Regions from separate parts of the Homo sapiens genome. Here region 2 is linked to region 1. The links are chromatin contacts, found by Hi-C or POLR2A ChIA-PET in ENCODE. All regions are on one chromosome and are shown on one strand. Each heading gives the region's core, a stretch centred on a gene start or an enhancer-like site at or near the end of the contact. The rest is flanking DNA. Distances are from core to core; before and after follow the strand shown. Region 1 overlaps TTC3 (tetratricopeptide repeat domain 3). Region 2 overlaps DYRK1A (dual specificity tyrosine phosphorylation regulated kinase 1A).

What was found. A loop is a pair of places that touch in the nucleus more often than their neighbours do. ChIA-PET counts read pairs that join two places held with the same protein, here RNA polymerase II (POLR2A). Pooled maps may share reads with other maps.
Region 2: a map of endothelial cell of hepatic sinusoid shows a loop between it and region 1 (3-fold over the local background). The contact joins two enhancer-like sites. A Hi-C loop is called at or near these places in 2 of 168 maps with a recorded cell type or tissue (HCT116 and endothelial cell of hepatic sinusoid), 3 of 37 single-sample maps with no recorded cell type and 4 of 50 pooled maps. POLR2A ChIA-PET finds 5 or more read pairs at or near these places in 4 of 52 experiments (AG04450, HEK293, OCI-LY7 and 1 more).

Annotation. Positions count from the first base shown.
Region 1 is chr21:37,165,505-37,171,562 of GRCh38, forward strand. TTC3 (tetratricopeptide repeat domain 3) reads left to right here. Exons shown (of 46, transcript NM_001330683.2): 33 at 46-1,111; 34 at 2,051-2,116. Among named protein-coding and RNA genes, the nearest start is that of TTC3-AS1, 25 kb to the right of the region's middle. Within about 2 kb of position 3,412, at least 2 of the 41 ENCODE cell types and tissues checked have a DNase peak (open chromatin) inside an H3K27ac peak, as active enhancers do.
Region 2 is chr21:37,460,504-37,466,561 of GRCh38, forward strand. The region is part of intron 2 of DYRK1A (dual specificity tyrosine phosphorylation regulated kinase 1A); the gene reads left to right. Among named protein-coding and RNA genes, the nearest start is that of KCNJ6-AS1, 55 kb to the right of the region's middle. RefSeq lists a silencer at 2,756-2,805. Within about 2 kb of position 3,153, at least 9 of the 41 ENCODE cell types and tissues checked have a DNase peak (open chromatin) inside an H3K27ac peak, as active enhancers do.

The DNA of each region.
Region 1 (6,058 bases), core at 2,162-4,661:
AGTACTTCCTTATAGTAACTCATGTAAATGTAAATTTTTTCCAAGTTACTTCTCTCAGTTTTTGGAGGAACATGGTCCCTTGGACATGAGTAACAAGATGTTCTCTGCAGAATATGAGTTTTTCCCAGAAGAAACTCGACAGATACTAGAAAAAGCAGGAGGTTTAAAACCTTTTCTCTTGGGATGCCCTCGTTTTGTTGTGATTGACAACTGTATTGCACTGAAGAAGGTTGCATCACGGCTCAAGAAAAAAAGGAAGAAGAAAAACATTAAAACAAAAGTAGAAGAAATTTCAAAAGCAGGGGAGTATGTACGAGTTAAACTACAACTGAATCCAGCTGCTAGGGAATTTAAACCAGATGTAAAGTCTAAACCAGTGTCAGATTCATCTTCAGCACCAGCTTTTGAAAATGTGAAACCCAAACCTGTGTCTGCAAATTCTCCCAAGCCAGCTTGTGAAGATGTGAAGGCCAAACCAGTATCCGACAATTCTTCTAGACAAGTTTCTGAGGATGGGCAACCCAAAGGGGTCTCTTCTAATTCTCCTAAACCAGGCTCTGAGGATGCAAATTACAAGCGAGTCTCCTGTAATTCCCCCAAACCGGTTCTTGAGGATGTGAAACCAACTTATTGGGCTCAATCCCATTTGGTCACAGGATACTGTACGTATCTTCCTTTCCAGAGATTTGATATCACCCAGACACCGCCAGCATACATAAACGTGTTACCAGGTTTGCCCCAGTACACCAGCATATATACACCCTTGGCCAGCCTTTCTCCTGAATATCAGCTACCAAGATCAGTACCAGTGGTGCCGTCTTTTGTAGCCAATGACAGAGCAGATAAAAATGCTGCTGCCTATTTTGAGGGTCATCATTTGAATGCTGAGAATGTTGCTGGTCACCAGATTGCCTCTGAAACACAGATCCTTGAGGGCTCTTTGGGAATATCTGTAAAGTCACACTGCAGCACAGGTGATGCTCATACAGTCCTGAGTGAGTCTAACAGAAATGATGAGCACTGTGGAAATTCTAACAACAAATGTGAAGTAATTCCAGAAAGCACCAGTGCAGTAACAAACATTCCACACGTGCAGATGGTTGCCATACAGGTAAGAGTTAAATAGAAAAGTCTTCTTAATACTGAAGTTAAATTTTCCTTTTCATTTTTCATTGCCGTTATATTTGCAAGAATCCTTAAAGTTGATTGACTTTATAATGATTACTGAAGCTTTTGCCTGAAAATACTTTTAAAATATGAACTCTTTTGTGAGGCATGACAGGTAATCTTCTCAGAAAGAAGCTTGGGTCCAATAAACAATACCCATCTTTGCTACTGAAATTCTACACAGATTGAGAAATAAGACAGCAGGTGGAGCCAAAACGTCATCCTAAGAATTAATAAAGGTGCTGGAGGAGAAGGTGGCTGTTTGTAGGAAAGTTCAAGTGCTAGCTGGAAGTGTAGCCTGCATCACAGTGCCTTACCTGCCAGTTACAGGAGGGCCCACCTGGAGGCCTTCCAGCGTGGGGTGCCTGCCCCATAGGACTTAGCGCATGAAGGAGGAAGGGAAAATGTGCTGGCAGCTCCTCAGAAAGAGAAGGAAAAAGGAAGACTCTGACCTACACAGGCCCAGCTTCTCCTGTCAAACCAGGGGAGGAATGAGAATGTTAAAAAGAGACAGCCAGGTAGAAACAAGAGGGATGTGTATGAGTTCTTTCCTAACAAGGAAGAGATGAAATCAAGATTCTCCTATGGTTGCCTTTATAGGGTATGAATTCATTAAATCCTTATTGAATTGCCCCACTCATTATGTTTTCTAGGAAGCTTTGAAAAAAATAGGTTAAGAGCAATGGATCATAATCATTTCCAGATATGCTAATTCTAAATAACTTTCCTAATATACATGTTTACGGAAAGCATGGAACATGATCTAAATGGGAAAAAAAACTTGAAAAAATTGTGGGTGTGTTTTAAAGTGTTACTACTTGATGGGCTTATTTTACTAGAGCGATTGAGATAAAGTGAATTTTATTTTTTGTTTTGCCCACAGGTATCTTGGAACATAATACACCAAGAAGTCAATACTGAGCCATATAATCCTTTTGAGGAACGACAAGTGAGTCAAAATTACATTAAACTGTTTAAAGGTTTAGTTTTCATTAATTTATCTAGATGGAATGATGAACTAGAACTATTTTGGAGTCAGCTTATTCCACACAAAGTTATCATGGAATAAGCTTGAGAACATAACAAAAAAATGATTTTGTTTTTATTGTTGAAATTTGAGAAGGGAAGGAAAAGGTAATTTTTTTCCAGCATACTTATTTCAAATTATAACAGCGTTATTGTTTTATTTTATTATTTTTAAAATTTTATTTATTTTTATTTTAATTATTTTTGAGACACGGTCTCACTGTCATCCAGGCTGGCCAGCTTTATTGTTTTAACTGGTATAATGAGCATATAATAATTTATAAGTAAGCTTATTCATGCGAATAATACAGAAAGATAAAGACCTTCTCTACTATAATAATGATTCAATTAGAAAACCTACTAATATAATTTAGTTCGTTAATATGCATCATAAGAGAAAAGTTGTCTTATCAACTCAAAGTTGCTGTAAAGGTATTGGATAAAATTCAGGTCACTGTCTTGACCAAAACTAGTAAGAAAATGGGAATTGATGAATATTTCTCAACATGCTAATATTTTAAGCCAAAAGCCATCATCTTGCTTAATGGTAAAACATCACCATTAATATTTATTGTTATCCTGGGTATATTAACTGAGAAAGCAGATATGAGAAAGAAAGAAGATAGAAAAGAGGAGATGTGAGTATCATTATTTACAGAGGCTAGGGCTGTGTACCAGGAAAATCCAAAATGATCAACTGAAAACCTACACTAACCTATATAAACCTATACTTGTATATAAAAATATATATAAACAATTACCTGTTAGAAAGTATGTTGAAAGAAAATATTTTCAATACCAAAAAAGAGATAAAATACTTAAATGTATATAAAGAAAAATTTTTAAATGCTATGGAGAGACACATAGAAGCCTTAAATGAAAAGATATTTCATGTACTTGGATAAGAACACATATTATGATAATGAGATTGGTTCTCCCTAAAGCTTTTTAAAATTTAACACAATCCCAGTATATACATGAACAGGGCAAATTAGTTATGTATATTGCTGTATATATAACAAACAACCTCAAAAGCTAGTGGCTTAAAACAGTAAAATATTTCACAATTGTGAAATCTCACAATTTCGCTAAGTCAGGCATTCAGGAGCAGTTTAGTTGGATGCTTCTGGAGATTCTCATGTAGCTAGCCAAGATGTTGACCAGGGCTTGGTCATCTGCGGGAGTAACTGGGCCCAGAGGTTCTACTTCCAAGATAGCTCACTCACATGGCTGGCAAGCGGATGTTGGCAGTTGTCAGGAAGCTTCAGTTCCTTGCCTTGTGGACCTCCACCTAGCCCTGCTTGACCTCATGGGGCTGGCTTTTCCCAGAGTGTGTGATACCAGGCAGAAGCGGCAGTGCTTTAGGAAGTCACAAATTATCACTTCTGCGCATTCTCTTGGTCACATAGATCAATCCACCAACCCTGATACATGGTAGGAGAGGTCTATACAAGGCTGTGACTAACAAGAGGCCTGGTTACTGCACAGGATTAATTTGAAACTAGACAAATTGATTTTAAACTTCATATGTAAAAATGAACATCAAGAATGGGTATGGAAGAGAAACTAAGAAAAGGAGTTGTGCAACTAAATATCAAAACACAATATAAATCTATCTATATTACCACATACATAGACCATTAATATGAGAGTGCCTGGCCAACATGTTGAAACCCCGTCTCTACTAAAAATACAAAAATTAGCCAGGTGTGGTAGCTTACCTGTAATCCCAGCTACTTGGGAGGCTGAGGTAGGAGAATTGCTTGAACCTGGGAGGCGGAGGTTGCAGTGAGCCAAGATCACGCCAGTGTACTCCAGCCTGGGCGACAGAGTGAGACTCCATCTCAGTCAGTCAATCAAGATGGTAGATTGGCTGGGTGTGGTGGCTCATGCCTGTAATCCCAGCACTTTGGGAGGCTGAGGTGGGTGGATCACGAGGTTAGGAGTTTGAGACCAGCTGGCCAACATAGTAAACCCCATCTCTACTAAAATTAAAAAAAATTAGCTGGCCGTGGTGGTGGACACCTGTAACCCCAGCTACTTGGGAGGCTGAGGCAGGAGAATCGCTTGAACCCAGGAGGCACAGGTTGCAGTGAGCCAAGATTGCGCCACTGCACTCTAGCCCGGGCGACAGTGCGAGACTCTGTCTCAAAAAAAAAAAAACAAAAAACAAAACCGAAGATGGCAAATTATCAGTGAGCAAAAACTGGATTATTAAATACATAGGAGAAATGGATTGCCATCTAGAAAAAATCAATCTTGGTCCCTACCTCATTCCTTATACCAAAATAAGTTCCAGGCAGATTAAAGATTTTAGCATAAAAAATGGACCTATAAAAGTATCCAGGAAAAAAACGGGAAAAATTTTTTGTAAGATCAGTAAACAGCATGGGAAAAAAGAATGTTTATATTCATATACACATGCATGTAATGTGTATATCCTATATGCATAGCATATGTATGACAACAAATACATACACATACACATATCAAAACACAGGAGAGAAACAAGGAAAATTATGTGCAGTGTGAAACAGATAGAGAACTAATTTCCTTAACAACAAAGTTTCTATAAATCAGTAAGGAAAAGATCAACAATCTGTCACAAAGATGAGAATGGATGTGAATAGACAATTCACAATGAAAGAAATACAGATGATTTTTAAACATATAAACAGATGCCCACCCCACTTGAAATAGGAAAAGCAATCATTCACATTTTGAAAGATAGTGAAACTGAAATTTCTGGGAAGGCAGTTAGGAATCGATCTGCACTCATATATGTATAGAGAGACCAGTGAGCCAAGGGGATTTGTATGTTTGTTTTGTCTGTATTTGAATCAGCAGAAAATTGAATACAATCTAAACCTCCATCAATAGCGGACTAGTTAAATTATGATATACCTATAAAATGAAATATCATGCTGTCATTTAAAAAGCAGTTCTATAGTTAGATATGGAATGTTTGACAAGATCAATGTCTAGTTAAGTAGGAAGAAGGTCAGAGCTTGTGTTTCCTGCTGCTATTTGTACAAATAGTGTTTAGTTTTTGCTAATGATAAAATAATATATAGAGTTCTTAAATTTTTTAAATGAATAATACCAAAAATTATGAAAGAGAAATTGAAAATCATCTACCTTCCCATCACTCATGTTAATATTTTGATGTGTAGCCTTCCAGGATGTTTGAACATTTACATATAATTAAACAATAGTTTTTAAAAGATGGGATCACAGCATATATATTTTATTTGAAATTTGCAGGCTTCAATTAATATATTGTAGACTTGTTTCCATATCAGTAAATACGATTTATAGCATCATTTTAAATGGATACTTGGTTTTCCATTTTATTAATGTGTGATCATTTATTTGACCAATTTCTTGTTGTTGAACATTTAGATTGTATCAGCTTTTTATGCTTACAGGCAGTCTTATAGTGAACATTTTGGCCTGTTTACTGTTGTTGAAGTCTTATGCTGTGCTTAGCTTTAAACCAGGTAGGCTCTGTTGTTTAATGAGTCAGTGCTTTTGACCATCAAATGAATGTTTTTATCAGTGATGGGAATGTTCACAAATGCTTTCTTAAATTAGCTGTTAGTTTTAGGACCTTGATGCTAGTATAGGTGATTGCTGGCTTCTCAACCAGTGAGAATTGCATTTGAATCCCAGCATTGCTACTTTCTCCTGGGACTTTGAGAAGTTGCATCACTTGGTTCTCTGATCTATTAAAGGCAAACATAATGTATTTCTCACAGAAGTATCGTGAAGTTTAAATGTAATAACATAGAGGTGGCATTTAGCTTCCTGCCTGTCTCTGTTGGTAATTTGGGGCATGTAAATTCATTCACGACAGCAAGTTACT
Region 2 (6,058 bases), core at 1,903-4,402, 290 kb after region 1:
TCATTCTTTTCATTAAGTGGTTGGACTTGTCTAAAAAGGTTTAATTTCACCTCCAGACTTTGTCTTGAGACATTGCGTGTCTTTGTTTACCTGTCTTTTGTTTCCAAACGTCCCTACGCTCATTCCTAGATTTAATTAAGGGCTCAAAGACTGCTCAATACCTTGTTTTGTACTAAGTAGGGAAGAATTTTAATTTAAATAGGTTTCATTACTGATTATTAATTTAAAATTTATGGGCACTACAAGAAAAACTATTTCTCTACCTGGAATTTTCATGACTGCCAATAACTTAGTACTAGGTGGTATTATCTGCTTTATTCATTCTTATTATTTAAAATATTTTATAACTTTAGGATATTAAAGAAAATATAAATTTACCCATATTATATGTTATCCTCTGTACAATATGATAATTTATGGAATCCAGCAGCTATATGTTGGATTACTATTTTAATCTTTTCTGTCTTCCAGATGGTATTACCAAAAATAAATCCTTGGCCTCCTATTTCAGCTGTAAGAATTTGGCTTACCTTTTGTAATCAAGAGTGGTAAGGGCCCTTTTACTGTAGGGTTAAGTAAGATTTTCTGTTATTTAGTTGTTGAGGATAGTACAGTTCCTAAAAAATGATACGTGCTTGTTAAATACAGAATGAATGAAAAGCACACATCTGCATATTAGTCTTAAAGTTTTAAGATGATTATTTTTGATTTTCAAATATAGGTAGTATTTCATTTTATTTAAGTTATACATTTATTTAAATTATCTAAGTTATAATAAAATGGCAAAACCACAACTACTTTTACACCAACCGAATACTTACATTTATTTCTCCTGTCCTTTGTGCTGTGATTGTTTTATTTATATGTAATAAACTCCACAATGTTATTTTTGCTTTGAACAGTCAGTTGGCTTTCAAAAATATTAAGAAAAAATGTCTTTTATATTTATCTACATACATATTTACATTTCTGGTGCTCTTTATTCCTTTGTGTGAATCTCAGTTTCTGTCTGGAATCATTTTCCTTCTGTGAACTTGTGTGAACATTTTTTGAGGGCGGATCTACTGTTGACAAATTCTTTCACTTTCATGGGTCTGAAAAAGTATTTTGCCTTCGTTTTTGAAGGGTGTTCTCACCGGATATAGATTTGTAGGTTAAAGGTCTTTTTTATTTTCATCATTTAAAGATGTTTTATTTTCTTCTGGCGGTGCACATGGTTTCTGGTGAGAAAGTGGTGACTCCCCTATATGGAAACAGGTGTTTTTGTCTCTGGCTGCTTTTACAATTTTTTTCTTCATCATTGGTTTTCAGCAGTTTGGTTGAGTTGCCTCAGTGTGATTTTTGTGTGACTTTTTCCTTTTTTTTTTTTTTTTAAACTTGTTTTCAGTTTGGTTAATTTATATTGCTTTGTTTTTCCATTCACTTATCTTTTCTTCTGCGGTGTCTGAACTGCTATTAGGTCCGTTCAGTGAATTTTTCATTTGAGTTATTTTGTTTCTCATTTTTAGAATTTCCATTTAGTTCCTTTTCGTAGATTCTATTTCTCTATTAAGATTCACTATTCCCTTATTTTGTCCATGTTTTCCTTTATATTTTAAAACATTCATAATAGTGGTTTTGGTCTGCTAACTTCACTCTTTCTGTCATTTCTGAGTCTTAAATGGATTTTTTCCTCCCGAATACAGACCACATTTTCTTGCTTCTTGCTGTGCCTAGTGAATTGGGCTGGCTATGGGGATGAGGAATGCTGGCCCGTGAGTGTTTGGATTTTGTTGTTCTCTTTAAAGAGTGTTGAATGTCGTCCTGGCAGGCTGTTAATTCACTTGCAGACCATCTTGATCCTTTGAGGTTTGTTTCAGTCTCTGTTAGAACAGGGGCCAGCCTTTACTGTAGGGCTGGATTAGCCCTAGCCCTAAATGTGGATTTTCTGGGGTCTCTGTTGAATGTCTGTGGGTTTCTCCACTGTAGCCTGTTTGAACACTCAATGTCTTACAGTCTTGTGTGAATTTTAGTAGTTATTCAGTTCACAGTTCCCTGGTAGTTGTTCTGTGCCTGGCTTCATGGTCCTTCTCCCAGTGCTTGTGCAGCTTAGCATTTGGCCAAAGAGTCAAGGAGAACCCTATGTACGGATTGATGGAGCTCCTTCTCTTTTTGTTACCTGCTGCACAAATTCCAGCCAATTCAGTGGCCTTGAACTCTTCCTTCTGTCTCTGCAGCACAGTGAGATTGCTGTGTTCTGTTTGGGCTCCCCCTTCCTATATTGTACCCTGGAAAGTGCCTCTAGATAGGAAACCAGGGGGATTGTAGGGCTCACCAAGAGTGATTTCTTTTTTCAGTCATCACGATTCTGCACTGCCTGTTGTCCAGTGTTTGAAAACGGTTATTTCGTATGTTTTGACTAGTTCTTTAGTTGTTTATGATGAATGAGGGAGTCTGGTACCAGGTACTCTACAAAGGTCATAAGTGGAAATCTGATAATACAAATTCCTAAGGGTAACATGTTTTTATCCATAACCCATTGTTACTAACAATTTTAATATATAGATTCAGTTAATCTTTCATGCTGAAAAACCTGAGATTTTATTTACGTCTTATATGAGCAATTTCATTGTGTTTCTAGATAATTGAGTATGCTCTTTTGGCTAGTGGGTTGACAAGCTTGTGTGTGCATGTGTGTGTGTGTGTGTTTAATGTTGGCACGTGTGTGTGTGTGTGTGTGTGTGTGTGTGTATCCTGTAGTAACACATATTGGCCACTAGAGGGTAATAAGAAAGCAGTTCATTTGTTCTTATTGGCTCACTGTTACTAAATAGTCCTTATCATTAGACTTTTTGCATAGTCACAGTCATTGCTTACTTTCACTTTAATATATATTTATTTAACACCTTCTGTGGAGCCAGGCACTGCACTGTGTGCTTGGGATATAAAAATGAGTAAGAGCAGTTGACTGAGCAATAGCTGTAGCCTGTGCTATAAGACTTTTCTCTGCTTTTGATTCAAGAACCCCTCATTTAAAAAATACTACATTCATCCTTACCTCCCGTGCAGTCCCCTCCCTCCCTCTCTCAATGATTTCTTCACAGTCTAAATATTCCTGATGGATTCAGTTCATTCCTTTATTGCACAGATATTTATTGAATGCAGGCCATGTGCCAGGCACTGTTCTTGGTGCTGATGATAAAATCGTGAACAAAGCTTACTCATGGACTTTCGTTCACTTACCCTCTTAATCATGTGCCTTTATTTCCGGCCATCATTAGAGGTGCAATTCATTTTGGATGTGCCTTGTTGCTAGGGACCTCGTGGGTTTTTGCCCACATAAGCTTGGTTGCCCTCCTCATTTCTTAGTGGATTCTGTCTTAGAACCTCAGCCTCATAAGTTTCCACATTTAGATGCTATAGTTTTAATTAAATTATTTTCATTTACTTTTTGTTCTTTAATATTGTTCTTTGATTTAACTGTTTCTCTTTAAAATCTACTATCAATTAATACTGTCACAGGAATGGTCCCCTGTTAACACATTACTAACAAAGAAATTCAGGTTAGGTAAGAATAACATTCAGATCTACAAGTAGAGCTACGTGTGGGTTATGTATCAGAGATGATGGCTTCTGATACTTGTTATTTTTACTTTTTTGTTTTTAAACTTAGGGTCTTTTCTCATGCTTTTTGTATTTGCTGTTTCCTCTGTGTTTACCACTATCTTTTTGAATCTTATGTCCCAGTCTTTGAGATGTGTTGTTTATGAAATATTTCTCTGTAGAATCAGTGCTGATCCATACTGGTAATATGGTCTCTAGTTATTATAGTTCCTTGCTAGAACATAGTAACGTGGCTGAAGTAAGAAAGCTGCTTCATTTTTCTTTTAGTAAAATATTGAATTTTTCCCAAGTTTAGCAAAGTTACAGAAACATGCTCATGGTAAAAATGATCCATACAGTTCAGAAGCACGTAAAGACAGAACTCCACATGCATGATTTTCTCCAACATGCTTTCCATACTGTTTGACAGCAGTTGAAAATACTTTGGAACTGCACTCCAAATGATGATTTTAGATAGCTTTGAATTATTTGTTAAGTTCATCATTAAATTATAACATTATCTGATGTTAAAACATGTATTGTGATACATTCTTAAGCTAAGATATTATTATACTGAGTTGAATAAAGATTATATAATACGGTAGATAGTAGGTTGAACCATATGAAATTACTGTTTTTGTAAGCCAAGGGTAGTCAGAAATCTATCAGCAGTTTCATATGGTTCCGCATAATACTTTATATGATCATCCCTGTTACAGGATGAACTGAGTCATTTTTTCCATTAACATTTGCATTAAAATTTTAGGAAGATAGAAACTTAAGAGTAAAAACATGGGTAATTTGCTTAATTATGAAATCAGGTTAACTAGAAATACGCATATTAGTTTTGTCCCCTTGGAATCTTATCATAGGAAAGGAATGAATGAATGGATAACTTAAATACTTTTTGGTGTTGCAGGAGGAAATTAAACTTAGGTTTATTCTGAATTTCATACACAGCAGTCGAGTTAAGAAAGGAGACAATGAGCATGTGGCAAGCACACCTCGTTTATATACCATGTTTACCAGCAGTCCTCCTGTACTGGTGGCTTAATCTTTCTTCACTTTCACTAAATAACTGATAATGTCACTAACTAGTTATGATAGGTGTTATAATACATAGCTAAAAAGGTACCAGAAGTGAAAAAGTTTTTTCTTGCCAATTCACATTCAGATCATCCACAGCAAATTCCAAAAAGAACATCAGATTCTTTGTCACCTAGCATATCACCGTTATGCATGGGAATGTGTATTATTCTCCCTAAAAAAAGTTTCAACTTTATAACTAGAAAAGTAAATCTATTGGGGAAAAAAAACCCTCTAGTGTATTGTTTAGATAGACTATAACTTATTTTTGGATTATCCACTACTTGAATTAGTTGGAGAACAGCTTTCTTTTATTAAGGTGACCAATGCTTTTCAAAATAGTATTGGCATCATCTGATGACTTGTTAGAAATGTTGACCCTTGGCCAGGCATGGTGGCTCATGCCTGTAATCCTAGCACTTTGGGAGGCCAAAGTGAGTGGATCACCTGAGGTCAGGAGTTCAAGACCAGCCTGGCCAACATGGTGAAACTCTGTCTCTACTAAAAATACAAAAATTAGCTATGGGTGGTGGCGGGTGCCTGTAATCCCAGCTAGTTGGGAGGCTGAGGCAGGAGAATTGCTTGACCCTAGGAGACAAAGGTGGCAGTGAGCCAAGAGTGCACCACTGCCCTCCAGCCTGGGTAACAGCGCAAGACTCTGTCTCAGAAAAAAAAAAGGAAATGTTGACTTTCAAGCTCTACTGAATCAGAACCGTCATTTTTAAAAAGATTGAAAAACAATTTGCAGGCACATTAAAGTCCAAGAAGTGCTGTTACAGATTATGAATGGCATTGTCACCTCCGCAAGACAGTGCTGATGCAGCCCCTCAGTAAGTGCTTGTTGAATTTAATGCATATAATTCACTCAATCTAGATTCAAAAAATGAAACAAGTATTTCAGGAGGGTAGTGATAACAGCAGTAATCAAGGGAACTACCTGTTTCTTTGTAATTCTTTCATAGCTATCTGGATGTCACAGAATTACCCATCTTTCCTTCCAGATGCATCTTTCAGTCTGATTCTATCCATGCTGGATGGTCATTTGGATGTCTTGTGAATACAGTAGATATACACACATATGTGTATGGATGAGAGAGCAACAGAATTAAAACAGAAATCAACATAGTGGATGAGTTTAGGGAGTAATTAGATTTTGATTAGTCAAGGATGCATAATCTTTTGTAATATTGTAATATATAAGGTAACTAAAAAATAAAAATATGGGGAGATGATATAAAAAATTCCAGCAAAAGATAAGAAAGGAAAAGGAACATAAAACAGTTGGAACAAATAGATTGTTAGTGTTCATTTATAGATACAGCTCAACCACATACTCTTTACAAGAGATAAACCTAAAATACAAGGAAACAGAAGAAGGTAAAGGTAAAAA